2 separate regions of the Homo sapiens genome follow, and region 2 is linked to region 1. Evidence: chromatin contacts called from ENCODE Hi-C or POLR2A ChIA-PET data. All regions are on one chromosome and are shown on one strand. Each heading gives the region's core, a stretch centred on a gene start or an enhancer-like site at or near the end of the contact. The rest is flanking DNA. Distances are from core to core; before and after follow the strand shown.

Evidence for each region. Hi-C counts contacts between places; a loop is a spot of excess contacts on that map. ChIA-PET counts read pairs that join two places held with the same protein, here RNA polymerase II (POLR2A). Pooled maps may share reads with other maps.
Region 2: a loop to region 1 is called in a map of GM12878, with 2.7 times the contacts of the local background. The contact joins the promoter of TMOD1 here to the promoter of ZNF367 in region 1. A Hi-C loop is called at or near these places in 1 of 168 maps with a recorded cell type or tissue (GM12878), 2 of 37 single-sample maps with no recorded cell type and 4 of 50 pooled maps. POLR2A ChIA-PET finds 5 or more read pairs at or near these places in 2 of 52 experiments (OCI-LY7 and activated naive CD4-positive, alpha-beta T cell).

What each region holds. Positions count from the first base shown.
Region 1 is chr9:96,414,589-96,421,536 of GRCh38, forward strand. It overlaps ZNF367 (zinc finger protein 367), which reads right to left and starts at 3,782. Exons shown (of 5, transcript NM_153695.4): 1 at 3,025-3,782. The coding sequence starts at 3,444. RefSeq lists enhancers at 2,349-2,588, 4,063-4,596, 4,597-5,130, 5,647-6,846, 6,663-6,948 and silencers at 2,949-3,188, 3,489-3,628, 3,739-4,398, 4,659-4,928.
Region 2 is chr9:97,497,648-97,504,595 of GRCh38, forward strand. TMOD1 (tropomodulin 1) reads left to right here and starts at 4,019. Exons shown (of 10, transcript NM_003275.4): 1 at 4,019-4,156. RefSeq lists a silencer at 3,836-4,555, an enhancer at 5,942-6,086 and a cis regulatory region at 6,005-6,022.

The DNA of each region.
Region 1 (6,948 bases), core at 2,532-5,031:
TGCCTTAGCCTCCCAAGTAGCTGGGACTACAGGGGTGTGCCACCACACCCAGGTAATTTTTGTATTTTTAGTAGAGACAGGGTTTCACCATGTTGGCCAGGATGGTCTCGATCTCTTGACCTCGTGACCAGCCAGCCTCGGCCTCCCAAAGTGCTGGGATTACAGGCGTGAGCCTCCGCGCCTGGCCACAGTTAGCAATTTTTATAAAATGTCTGGGTAAGGACAAGTCTGTTTTAGGCCAAAAACAACATACCTATAGATTTCATCTATATAACATTAATCTTCTTGGGTGATCCAGAACTAGATTAATCTATAAGAATAAAACCATAAAGGCAAAATCTTACACAAGAACTTATGAATGTATGCCTTTATATTGTTCAACTACATAATCTAATTTAGTGTTTTTTTTAAAAGACTAAAACTTATAAATGGTTAACACAAAAATACCTAGGATACCCATCCAAATTTTTTTTTTTTTTTTTCTGAGACAGAGTCTTGCTCTGTCGCCCAGGCTGGAGTGCAGTGGCACGATCTCGGCTCACTGCAAGCTCCGCCTCCCGGGTTCACGCCATTCTCCTGCCTCAGCCTCCCGAGCAGGTGGGACTACAGGCGCCAGCCACCACCCCTGGCCAATTTTTTTTTTTTTTTTTTTGTATTTTTAGTAGAGACGGGGTTTCACCGTGTTAGCCAGGATGGTCTCTATCTCCTGACCTTGTGATCCGCCTGCCTCGGTGTCCCAAAGTGCTTGGATTACAGGCGTGAGCCACCCACCCGGTGGATACCGATCCATCTTACATCTCACTAGGGGATACCTAGAGGCAGCCCAACAGCAACTGTAGCCTTTAGTAATACTCAGCAATACTATCAACGCTTCTATCGTTAGTTTCTTCATTTTTTTTTTTTTTTTTTTTTTTTTTTTTTTTTTTTGAGACGGAGTCTCACTCTGTCCCCCAGGCTGGAGTGCAATGGCGCAATCTCGGCTCACTGCAACCGCCGCCTCCCGAGTTCTACCAATTCTCCTGCCTTAGCCTCCCAAGTAGCTGGGATTACGGGCGCCCGCCACCACGTCCGGCGAATTTTTATATTTTTAGTAGAGACAGGGTTTCACCATGTTGGTCAGGCTGGTCTCGAACTCCTGGACCTCAGGTGATCCACCCGCCTCAGCCTCCCAAAGTGCTGGGATTACAGGCGTGAGCCACCGCACCTGGCAAGTTTCTTCAATTTTTGTTAAAGAGTTGAGGTCTTGCTTTGTCACCCAGACTGAAGTGCAGTGGTGCTATCATGTCTCACTGTAGCCTCAAACTCCTGGTCTCAAGTGATCCTCCTGCCTCAGCCTCCCATGTAGCTACGTATATAGGTGCAGGCCGCCAGATGCGGTCTATGTTGCCCAGGCTGGTCTTGAACTCCTGGTCTCAAGTGATTCCCCAGCCTCAGCCTCCTGAAGGGATCACAGGCATGAGCCACCTCACCAGGCTCTGTTATGGTTTTTTTTTTTGTTGTTTTTTTTTTTTTTTTTTGAGACGGATTCTCGCTCTTTTGCACAGGCTGGAGCGCAGTGGCCTGATTTCAGTTCCCTGCAAGCTCCGCCTCCCGCTTCACGCCATTCTCCTACCTCAGCCTCCCGAGTAGCTGGGACTACAGGCGCCCACCACCAAGCCCGGCTAATTTTTTGTATTTTGAGTAAAGACGGGGTTTCACCGTGTTAGCCAGGATGGTCTTGATCTCCTGACCTCGTGATCCGCCCGCCTCTGCCTCGCAAAGTTCTGGGATTACAGGCGTGAGCCACCGCACCCGGCCCAGGTTCTGTTCTTTCAAATGTTTACTGAGGTGCAGTTTCAAGAGCTGAAGTGTATAAAAACCTATAGTTTTATAACCTTATAATTATTTAATAATAATGCCACATAAAATATATCAATTTCCTCAAAACCCAAACAATGTAGTTTCAACATCCTTGTGACTGCATGTAAAATGATCAAACTCGTTTCAACTTATACATTATGTGCTGATACAGATGCAGTTATCCACTATGTGATTTACTTGTTATCTCTTGCAAATTGCTTATCTTATACAGCCACTTAACAAATGGAACCTGGATATTACCCTTCTGTTAGCACCATTCATTCATTACACAAATATTTTTTGAGCACCTTTATTGAGCATTTACAGAATGTAAGGTAGTAAAGTCATATAGTCTTCTAGATAGAAATACTCCTGGCTCACCTGGAGCTTACAGTCTACAGAGTTCAGTATAAGTCAGCAGAAAGTCACCCCAAACACATGCAGGACTAAAAGCCACAAAACCTCGACCTAGTCCCCGCTCTTCCACTACTGAGCTGTGCCATCGTGGGAAGGTCGCCTCACTAATCACTGTAAGCCCCAGCTGCCTGATCTGTAAAATAGGTTTGAACCAGTGGTAACGACCTTCCCAGCTTTAAGCAGTCGGAGACTGCAAGCAATTTTAGCGTCCCATTCCACTATGTGCTCTCAACACCTAGCAAGTAGTATGCTGGATAAATGAAAGGCAGCGAAGGCACAACTTCAGCCGCAGAACAGGCCCAGAAGTCCTTTCTTGCTCTTCGGCTGTCTCTGCAGGGCATCTTTTAACAGGGCGAGGGCGATCTGCAGTAATGGAGCAAACACTGTGCGCTCCCTGCCCTCTCGCAGTCGGTGGAACAACTCAAGGCCCTCATCCCTCTCGTTTCCTCTCGGAACTGAGGACTCGGCAGCCCGCCGGGAGGATGTCAGTGGCCGTTGACCCGGCCTCCCCAGCGACCCCGGGCCGCGCTCCCGCCCACTGCACCTGCCGCAAGGACGGTCTCCCGCGCCGCTCCCGCCTGTCACGTGACAGGCCCCCCCCGACTGGGGCCGGTTTTTGGCGCGCGGCAGTGACGTCAGCATCCTGTCAGCCGCAGCCCCCGCCGTAGCCGGATCGACCTCGCGTTTTCAACTCCGCCCCGCCCGCCGCACCGTTAACGGGCCCCGGCTGCCCCACGTCCCGCCCGCCCGCCCGCCCGCGCCGCTCACCTTGAGGTGGCCGCTGTCTGGGCTGCTCGCTTCCTCCTCGTCCTCACCTCCCGAGGCGGCGGCGGAGGCCGAGGCGGCGGGCGGGGGCGCGCCCCGGCCACGAAGCCCCGAGTGCTCGGCGGCTGCGGCTGCAGGCAGGGCGGCCGAGGCGGCGGCCCCCGCGGCCCCAGGGCTGAGCGTCACGTTGTGTGCGTTCTCGCCCCAGCGCCACGGGTACACCATGAAGTCGCTGAAGCCGGGGCTGGTGGGGATGAGCGGCGGCGGCGGCTCCGGCTCCCCTCCACCGCCGCACGTTGGCTTGATCGGGGTCGTCCTGATGACCGACACCAGCACCCGCTTCGGGGAGTCGTGGCAGAAGATGACGGGCGGCGGCGGCGGCGGCGGGTTCTCCGCCATGGGCGCCTCGAAGCCCCGGATCATCGCCCGGCCCGACCCCCAGCTCCGGCGGCCCCGGGCCGCACTCCTGAGCACCGCTCTGCCCCTCACTCGCTCTGCTCCGAGTCGCAGGCTCAGTCCTGCCGGCTCATGGCAGACTGACGTTTCCCGGAATCCTGCGCAGCAGCCACCTAACTAGTTGAGCAGACGGCACCGGCGGGCAGGGCTGGACCCCAGCCCCAGGTCAAGCGCGCCCTCCGCTCTTTGTACTCCGCAGCGCAGGCTGCAGGGGTGGGAAGCAGCGGGCGGCCCGGCCCTTGCGGTGACAGGAAAGCAGGACGCGCGGCGCTGAGCCCCCAAAAATAACAACCTGCCGCCGCGGTGCCTGCCCCGGCTTTTCCCGCGTTACATTTCGCGCCTGGGCGGAACCAGTCACCGCGAGGCCGCTGCCCGCTGGCCGCACCGGCGAGTGACAGGCGGCGCGAGCCAATGGCCAGGCCTGGCCTTCTTTCCAGCCGGCCGGGGCGGGGCCGGGTCTGCGCGCGGGTCCTTCCCACCTCGCCATTGGCCGCCGCTCTTATATTTTTTTCTGTCTGGAGGGCCAACAGCGTTCGAAACTCCAGTGGAGCGCGCGGCGTCTCCACTCGCCCGGACACACCCGCCTGCCGCCCCGCCCCGCCGTCCCTCCGCGTGGTTAGTCCGGGCCAGGGAGACAAGGGCGGCGGGGAGGGCGGCAAGAGGGCGGCTGATTGGACAGCGGCGGGGCGGGGTCGGGGGGGGTGGTGATCGTTGGGCGGTGGAGGCGCGCGCCCCGCTCGGCCCCGCCCGCCGTTGGTTGTTGGGCCGCGGTTCCCGCGCGCAGGGAGTTTAAAGGGCTGGGGCCCCGCCGCCCGCCCCGCCCTCGGTCCCACCACCCGCCCGGCGGCTGGAGTCTCTGCTGCCCGAGGTCCTGATGGGCACCCGGCGTGCCTGGTTTCTTAATCGAGTTCCGTCTGCTCAGCTGTTGCACGCTCTGTGAACCAGCCCTGTCAGCACCGCCCTGACTCCTCCGGGCCGATTGTGGGCCTCCGGTTCCCCATCTGTGGAAAGGGGAGAGTCCAGGAAGTGGCCTCCGAAGTCCCTGCGGGCCGCTCGCGGCGCGGAGGCCACAAGAGCCGGGCGAGAGTAGACACTCTCACCCTGGACTGATGCCCCGAAGTTGCCTCGGGGATCTCCCCACCCCGGCGACCCCGCTCTACCGAGCGGCTGCTCCGGGAGTCGGGGCAGCGCCCTACTTTGCTCGGCCCCCACCTGCCCCGGCCGCGTCCTAGTACTCGCGCCGGGACGCGCGGAGCCCCAACGTCCTCTGCCCGCCCCGCCCCAGCCCCGCCTGGCTGGCGCCGACCGCGGCCCGGGTGGGGCTCGCAGGCTGCAGAGGAAGGACCGGGCGGAGGGGTTGCCCGGCTTCCTACCCGCTAGATGTGGCCTGGGGAGCTGCGTTTTGTTCTTGGGAATACAGATTCCCAGGCACCGCCTGATTCGCGGTAGGGGCTCAATAAATATTTGCTGAATGGATGAATGAATATCCATTGGTTAAGGGTTAGGATTGGTAATTAAGTTAGAACACGACTGTATAATAACAGATAACTAAGCTGAATAGCTTTTCTCTCTGTGAAAGACACACAAATGCACAGCTATGACTAAATTAAGCCACAATTGTTTAAAAACAAATAAAGGAAACTGTACTGATATGAACAATTTCAAAAATGTATTTTTATTTTAAAAGGCAAAACAAGCAATAGTGTGATTTTATGTAAAATTGTTAAAGTGGGGAAAATACGTTTTTACTTTTAGACGTACATAAAATATCTGGCAAGATGCAAAAGAAACATGGATCATGGAGGGAAATTGTGTGGCTGGGAACAGAAGTGAAAAGATTTCAAGAAATACAATATATAACTATCTTTTGAACTTTGAACCAAGTGAAAGTATCCTTTTAAGAAATGAAACAGTATATAGCCTCCATTTTCTGGAGGCCTACTACAAAAATAGCATATATGTACTGATACACAATAATACATATGGATGTTTCACAGTTCACTCAACAATTGGGTAAGGAAGATATTTTTCCCATTTTATAAATGAGAAAAGTTGAGGCTTGTACAAGATTACATAATAAATCCTTTGGAAGAATAAGTCTGTACTGCCTGTGGATTATATTCAGTGTCTGCTGAGCAAAAGGAGGAAAAGGCTGAAAAATGGGACTCACACATTTCTCGGTCCCGTTTCTCATATTCCAAAACTTTCAGGGTTTAGGGGCAAATTTCATATTGTAATGGTTGATCTAGAAAGTTGAAAGTTCAGCCCTACTTTCACCTAATTTAGTAAACATACATTTTGTTTTTACAGTTTAATACCAAAAAACATATTTTTCTGAATCAGTTGGAAGGGAAATGTTATCCATCTGTTTTATACTTGACAAGTAGTGTAAAGAAAAAAGTGATCTATCCATCATGGACACTCGAATTAGGGGTTGAGCAAAATCCAACAGATTAATCACCAACAAATAGTTACTGTTTAACATTCAGAGCATGCCCCAGAGGGCAAGATGAATCATCCAGCACAGGATGCTGACTTTCTGCTTCTAAAAATTGCCCTTCATCAACAGTAACCTGGCAACTCCACTTGCTCTCTTCCCCAAGAGAATGAAAGACATGCCAGGAATGTGTGAACTGGGCAGAAGGTGATTCCAGGAGCAAAGCTGAGGTCATACCAGATCTTTGCTTGTTTGGCTCCATTTTCATGCAATGAAGAAGCTGTCTGAAGTGTATGGATCATATTCCTGATGTCTTTGTTCTGTCTCAGATATTAACAGCCCATAATGTCAGAGGCCTGTGAACCAGAGCAACTCCATTTTAAAAAGGAGCTGGGTAAAATGAGGCTGAAACCTACTGGGCTGCATTCCCAGACGGTTAAGGCATTCTAAGTCACAGCATTAGATAGGAGGTCAGCACAAAATACAGGTCATAAACACATTGCTGATAAAACAGGTTGCAGTAAAGGAACCGGCCAAAACTCACCAAAACCAAAATGGCCATGAGAGTGACCTGTGGTCCTCCTCAACTGCTACACTCCCACCAGCGCCGTGACAGTTTACAATGCCATGGCAACGTCAGAAGGTTACCCTATATGGTCTAAAAAGGGGAAGCATGAATAATCCACCCCTTGATTAGCATATCATCAAGAAATAACCATAAAAATGGGCAACCAGCAGCCCTCAGGGCTGCTCTGCCTATGGAGTAGCCATTCTTTATTCCTTTACTTTCTCAATAAACTTGCTTTCACTCTGCACTGCGGACTCGCCCTGAATTATTTCTTGTGAGAAATCCAAGAACCCTCTCTTGGGGTCTGGATCAGGACCCCTTTCCGGTAACAACAATACATACTAAATCTGAAAAATACTGAAACCTATCTCAGGATACTTACTATATTACTAAAGTAGCATTTTCAACTCTTAAAAATATAGGCCCCTTCAGCTGGGCGCGGTGGCTGACAGCTATAATCCCAGCA
Region 2 (6,948 bases), core at 2,769-5,268, 1.1 Mb after region 1:
TTCATTCTCTAATAAAAAAATGGAAAAATCCTCAAATTGTCTACAGGTTAGGAAAAGGTTTCTATTTCACTGACTTTAGAAATGTTTCCATTACTTTTATTTATTTATTTATTTATTTATTTATTTATTTATTTTTTGCAAGGCAGAAGAATTTTTCTTAGTACAGAACAAAATGGAGTCTCCCATGTCTACTTCTTTCTACACAGACACAGCAACAATCTGATTTCTCTTTCCTTTCCCCACACTTCCCCCGCTTCCACTCGACAAAACCGCCATCGTCATCATGGCCCGTTCTCAATGAGCTGCTGGGTACACTTCCCAGATGGGGTGGCGGCCGGGCAGAGGGGCCCCCCCACCTCCCAGACAGGGCGGCTGGGCAGAGGCGCCCCCCCACCTCCCTCCCGGACGGGGCGGCTGGCCGGGCGGGGGCTGCCCCCCACCTCCTGGAGGGGGCGTCTGCTGGGCGGAGACGCTCCTCACTTCCCAGATGGGGCGGCTGCCAGGCGGAGGGGCTCCTCACTTCTCAGACGGGGCGGCTGGGCAGAGACGCTCCTCACCTCCCAGACGGGGTGGTGGTCGGGCAGAGACACTCCTCAGTTTCCAGACGGGGTCGCGGCGGGGCAGAGGCGCTTCTCACATCCCAGACGGGGCAGTGGGGCAGAGGCGCTCCCCACATCTCAGACGATGGGCGGCCGGGCAGAGACGCTCCTCACTTCCTAGACGGGATGGCGGCCGGGAAGAGGCGCTCCTCACTTCCCAGACTGGGCTGCTGGGCAGAGGGGCTCCTCACATCCTAGACGATGGGTGGCCAGGCAGAGATGCTCCTCACTTCCCAGACGGGGTGGCGGCCGGGCAGAGGCTGCAATCTCGGCACTTTGGGAGGCCAAGGCAGGCGGCTGGGAGGTGGAGGTTATAGCGAGCCGAGATCACGCCACTGCACTCCAGCCTGGGCAACATTGAGCACTGAGTGAGCGAGACTCCGTCTGCAATCCCGGCACCTCGGGAGGCCGAGGCTAGCAGATCACTCGTGGTTAGGAGCTGGAGACCAGCCCGGCCAACATGGCGAAACCCCATCTCCACCAAAAAAATACGAAAACCAGTCAGGCGTGGCGGCGTGCGCCTGCAATCCCAGGCACTCGGCAGGCTGAAGCAGGAGAATCAGGCAGGGAGGTTGCAGTGAGCCGAGATGGCGGCACTACAGTCCAGCCTCCGCTGGGCATCAGAGGGAGACCGTGGAGAGAGAGGGAGAGGGAGAGGGAGACTGTGGGGAGAGGGAGAGGGGGAGGGGGAGGGGGAGGAGTCCATTACTTTTTAAAATAAAGCAATAGATTGTTTCTTGATGTAACCACAAAATTAGTGCTAAGTCAGTGTGACACAAACAAATGAAATGTGAATGAACCCTTCCTCATACCATATTCAAAAGTCAATTCCAGATGGATTGAAAACCTAAACATTGGCCGGGCATGGTGGCTCATGCCTGTAATCCCAGCACTTTGAGGTGGGCGGATCACTTAAGGCCAGGAGTTTGAGACCAGCCTGGGCAACGTGGCAAAACCCTGTCTTTACCAAAAAATTAGCTGGATGTGGTGGTGCACAACTGTAGTTCTAGCTATTCAGGAGGCTGAGGTGGGAGGATCACCTGAGCCTGGGAGGCAGAGGTTGTAGTGAGCCGAGATCGCGCCACTGCACTCCAGCCTGGATGACAGAGACCCTGTCTCAAAAAAAAAAAACAAACAAACAAAAAAAAAAAACAAAAAACTAAACATGAGGCTGGGCACAGTGGCTCGCGCCTGTAATACCAGCACTTTGGGAGGCTGAGGCGGGAGGATTGCTTGAGCATAGGAGTTTCAGACCAGCCTGGGCAATATAGCAAGTCCCCTATCTCTACAAAAAACATTTTTTTAAATAGCTGGGCATGGTGGCTCATGCCTGTAATCCCAGCACTTTGAGGGGCTGATGTGGGGGTTAAGGGGTTGGCTTGAGCCCAGGAGGTTGAGGCTGCAATGAGCCGTGATCACACCACTTTACTCCAGCCTGGCCAACAAAGCGCAAGACTCTATCTCAAAAACAAAAACAAAAACAAACAAACAAAAAACCTAAACATGAAAGGCTAAGGTGGGAAGATAACATAGGAAGATAACTTTATAACCCAGGAACAGGAAAGAGTTCTTAAACAGGACACAGAGTGCTGCCAATAAGGGAAAAGATTGCCAGACTGTATTTAAGAACACCTGTTTATCAAAATACGTTAATAAGGTGAAAAGGCAAAAGAGTGGAATATAACTGAGGATACACACACCATTGAATCTATTCAATACACAGGACTATCCAGAAGAAAAATGGACAATAAATCTGAACAATTCACAAAACAAATCCAACTGGCCAATAAATATGAAGTGATACTCAACACATTAGGATATAGGGAAATGCAAGTTTGAACCTCAATGAGATACCATTACTCACATATCAGAATTTCTAAAGTGTTTCAATTTTTGTAACTTCAAGTGTTGTTGAAGATGGGAAACTGCACTGTACAATGGTACTATAACTTTGGAAGAGTTCAGGCTTATCTCTGCCGAAGTTGAGGTTAGGCTTTCTCTATCACCCAGCACTTCCAACAGCAGGCTGTGCGCGTGGACAGGAGGATTCTGGCAAGGAATGTTCGCAGCAGCACTATTTGTAATAGCTAAAACCTGGAAACAACCTAAATGCCCATTAATAGTCAAATGGATTTTTTTTTAAACTGTGGCATATTCATACAGTGAAAAACTACAGCTGCATAAAACCACAGATTAACAACAGATTTGAACAAATGAAGACATACTACAGAGGGAAGAAAAAAAACAAGGACATGATCACCGTAAGGGTCAAGAAAGTGATCATCTTTAGAAGGGAGTTGGGACCCAGGAGGGACAGGTTGGCTTCTGGGCTGTAGGCAATGTTCTCTGAGTGACTGGTTGCACAGGTGTTCACGTTGTAAAAAGTCATGAAGCTGCACATTTATTTTGTTTACACATACAACATAACTTATGTTGTATGTTCTTATATGTTCGATTCACAACAAAAATGTTTTAAAATAATCTGAAATATTAGATCACTGCTTATTTTTAAATGTATGGCATATACCCCTTGAAAAGAGCGTTCTCATTGTGAGGACTTTAGAGAAATTCATTTTCTTGAGAAACAAAATTTGGTTAATGAGTGTTTCTCATTAATAATCTATACATCAGGATTAAGAGCTGATTTTATTAAGGTCTACCCTACCAAAAGCTTTCCCATAATAATCCAAAATAAGACGTTTTCCTATTTCTATATAAATTCCTTTGCATGAGACATTTGTTTATTAAAACACTTAAAATTGTATTTGGAATAAACCACCTAAAGTGGTTTGTTCTGAAAAAAAAAAAAAAAAAAAAAAGCCTTTTAAGAACTTGGGTCTTTTTGTTGTGGTCATTTAAAATCAGTATTTTAGACACTCCACTCGCTCTCAGTGTAGAGAGAATGTATTCGATTGCGTGTTGGAACTACGTGTAGACAAAACGATCGCGGTTAAAGCTTGCGGCTCAGAGCCCACCTGGCCGCGCTGCTGGGAAACGGACGGAGCGGCGCTTCAATCAGAGGTGAAGGTGCAGCAGCTGCTTAGCTGGCTTTGGTCCATCACTTCTGGGGACTTCAGATTCTCAAAATCTTAAATTCTAAACCCCACAGGAATGCAAATCTGCCCACCTTTTCCCACATAACTCTACCGTCGCTCAAACTCTTCCTGGTACCAGCGGGGAAGCGGAGGAGACCCAGGCAGGGGCCCGCGCTCGCTCGGCTGCAGCCCGACTCCCCTGCGCTCCCGGCCCAGGGCCGCGTCCCGACGGGGAAGTGCGCTGCGCCCGGGCGCCCCCGAGTGGAGGGGGGGGGAAGGAGGGAGCCGGCGGCGGGCGGGGCGGGGCGCGGTGACAGCCGAGCCGGGCCCGCCCCTGGCTCCCACCCCCGAGCCCACAGCTCCCGCCCGCCCGCGGCCGCCCGGGAGCTCGTCCAGCCCCGCGCTGCGCTCGCCCGCCCGCTGCCCGCCGGAGCACCGCGGCCTCCGCCCGCGTCCATCTGCCCGCCGCCCGCGCCTGTTCCGCAGCCCGCGTCCGCGCCGGCCCCACAGCTCTGCGTCCGGGTAAGCCCCCACCCCGCCTGGGGTCCCCCTCGCGCTCGCGGGGCTCCCTGCCCCCGCTCCGGGGCCTCAGCCATATCTGGGCAAAATATTCAGCTGTCGCCGCCGCCGCCAAGAGGGACTGAGCGTGGCTCCCTCTATAAATAGCTGCCGCCTCGGGTTGCCTCTGGGGCTAGGGAGCCCGGGTCTCGGGGTTCCGAGCCCAGCGCTCCCGTCCCCGCCTCCCCGCGCGCGCAGCCCTGGCCAGGGCGCCCTCCGCTCTGGACCTCCGCACCGCGTCTGTGAACGCGAGAAGGACCCGGGGTTCTGGAGGAGACGGCGCCCCGGGCTGGGGTCCTGGCGGAGGGGCGCCCCCGCCACCCGCAGGACTCCAGCGCGGCGGGGCTCTGAGCCCGCGGGGTGCTCAGCTGGGTACAGGTGCCAGCCGGAGCTGGGCTCGGGGGCGCGGCCTCTTCTCCGCCTGCAAGAGTCTGGGGGTGGGAGTGGGGGAGTAAAGGCTCGACTGGACGTGGATCCCAGGTTCGCGCTGAGAGTGTTTGGGGCAGGTGAAGTTTCCCAAACTGGGAGAGACAAGGTTTAAAGCACCACGACACGCGCTACGCGGCCAAGTGGAGCTGGAAAGAGCTTGGAGGCGGGAGCCCCAGGTTGTCGCCGGCTCTCGGCATGGCCTTGGCAATCCCCCTCTTGTTTCTGGATCTCAGTCTCCCATTTGTAGGGGCGAGGTTTGGTAGCCGCGATGGAGCTGGGAGCCCAAGCCCTGAGAGCTGCAGGGCGCGCTCTTGGCCGCCTGCGCTCCCCACACCTGTTCACCCTCTCCGGGCCTGGGACGCTGGGGTCCCAGCCGCGCACATGCGGAGACGCTGCAGAAATCGGAGACTGACTGCCCCAGACTCGATCGTATCCTGGGACTCACTAAGGCCGTCGGATATCCTAAGCCGTACAACCCTAGGAAGTGCACTTTTGGGGTGCCTATGGGCATCTCTCTGCTCCGTAGCCGGCAAAGCAGCCTGTGAGCCACGCAGCTTCAGATGCGATGAGCTGGGCAGGGGCAGTGGTTCCAGTACAGCCGCTCCCTGGCCACAGTTTCCCGGTCTATATCGGGCCTATGATGCGTCCTCCAACCTGCGCAGCGCCGCCCCCTCCTACACCCTTCACCCACCGCTACTATTACAGACCCTGTCTCCAGCCCTCGCCCTATGCCCTCAGACTCTCGGAGACGACCTGGCCCAAGCTCCTCCGTGTCTGAATCGCAGAACCAGACCCTGAACCCAGGTGCTGGGCCCTCAGCGTGAGAACCCCTAGGGCCCCCACCCCATCTTTCTTCCAGAGGTGACTGCCATTTTGTCCTCTGTGCAGGGCCGCAGAGCCCCCTGCTCAAGGTCACACAGGGCCGGTCACGCCAGAAGTTCTGCAGTCTCCCAGCCTTTCCCATCTCTTTCCGCACCCTTCCCACTGCTCAGGCAGGTCCGGGAGCTCTGGGAGCACCCGATCAATGCCCCCTCTTCTTGAATCTGCTGCTGTTCTGGACTTTACCTTGTCTGGACAATAGCGCCCTCATCCTGAAGTTTCCTTTTTGCTTCTACTTTACTTTCTGTTATGTGTTTTTTTCTAAAGCCATCTCAAAGACTTACAGAAAAAAGAATTAACGGGAAATGGAGTCAGATAATAAAGTTTCCATCAGTTAGAGCCACACAACCAACAGGCAGAGTGAAAACAAGAATACTGTCACTTTGGTGTATTATCTTTAATGAGCTAGTCTTACAAACCCGTGTTTTAGAGAGTCATTGACCCTTGAGTTTCTCCCAGCCTAAGATGAAAGCCAGTGTCCTCTAAAAATAGCCTCCGCCCCACCTTATCAGGGTCTCACACCTTCTCCCTCCTTCAGGGTAGGGCGTTTTCTTGCAGCTCAGCAAAAACAGAAAACACAAAGTAGGTGTGGCAGCTCTGAGCAATGGGAGGTGGACTGGCCTGGAGGTTAGGATATCTGGCTCCAGCCCCAACTCTGCCACCCACTCAGAGGAACCTTGAGCAATGAGGGGGCAGACAAGGTGGTCTCTAGTGGACCTGGAGTGGAGAGGGCTTAGAGTCTTCCTTGGAAGCCTTTCTAGCATGACCCATCCTGTAAGGAGGAGCTGGGGAAGGAGTGAGAGACAGTGGCTTTCCCAGGTGCCAAGGGAGGACAGAGGTGGGCAGTGTCACTTGCTGTGGAGAGACAGGAGTAGGGGGATGAGGACTGGGAAAAGACCATCAGGATTGGCAGGGATCATGAGTGACTTAGACCAGGGTATTGCAGCAGGCTCAAAAAATGAGATCTGCCAGTGACCCAGCCTGTCTGAGCCTCGTTTTCTCCTCATACAATGGAGACAACAATAGCCCCATTTCATAGGGGCTGCTTGTGAGAATTAAGTGAGATGATTCAGGGCAAGCCCTCAGCCCAGAGCCTGATATTGCAATGATAGTATTCGTTGTGGTGAGGGGGAAAGGCAGGAGCTAACAGGAGCTGAAGAAGTTCTCCACTTCTTCAGGCTGTAGGCTGAAGAAGGCTCTCAACAGAGCCAGCAACTCTTTCTAAAAGCTTGGATGAGAAAGGAAGGGAGAGGGAAGGTAGCAGGAACTGAGGACAAGGAACAGAAGGGAGGCAGGCATTCTAGGATAAAGAGTATGGCAAGTAGTGAGAAGAACCCAGGAGAGGGGAGAGAGTTAAAGGGGAATCTAAAAGGTGTGCCCATAATGAGGATTGGGGACCTTCCTTAGTGACTTGCAGAATGTCACAGACTCTGCAGGTGGCCTTCATC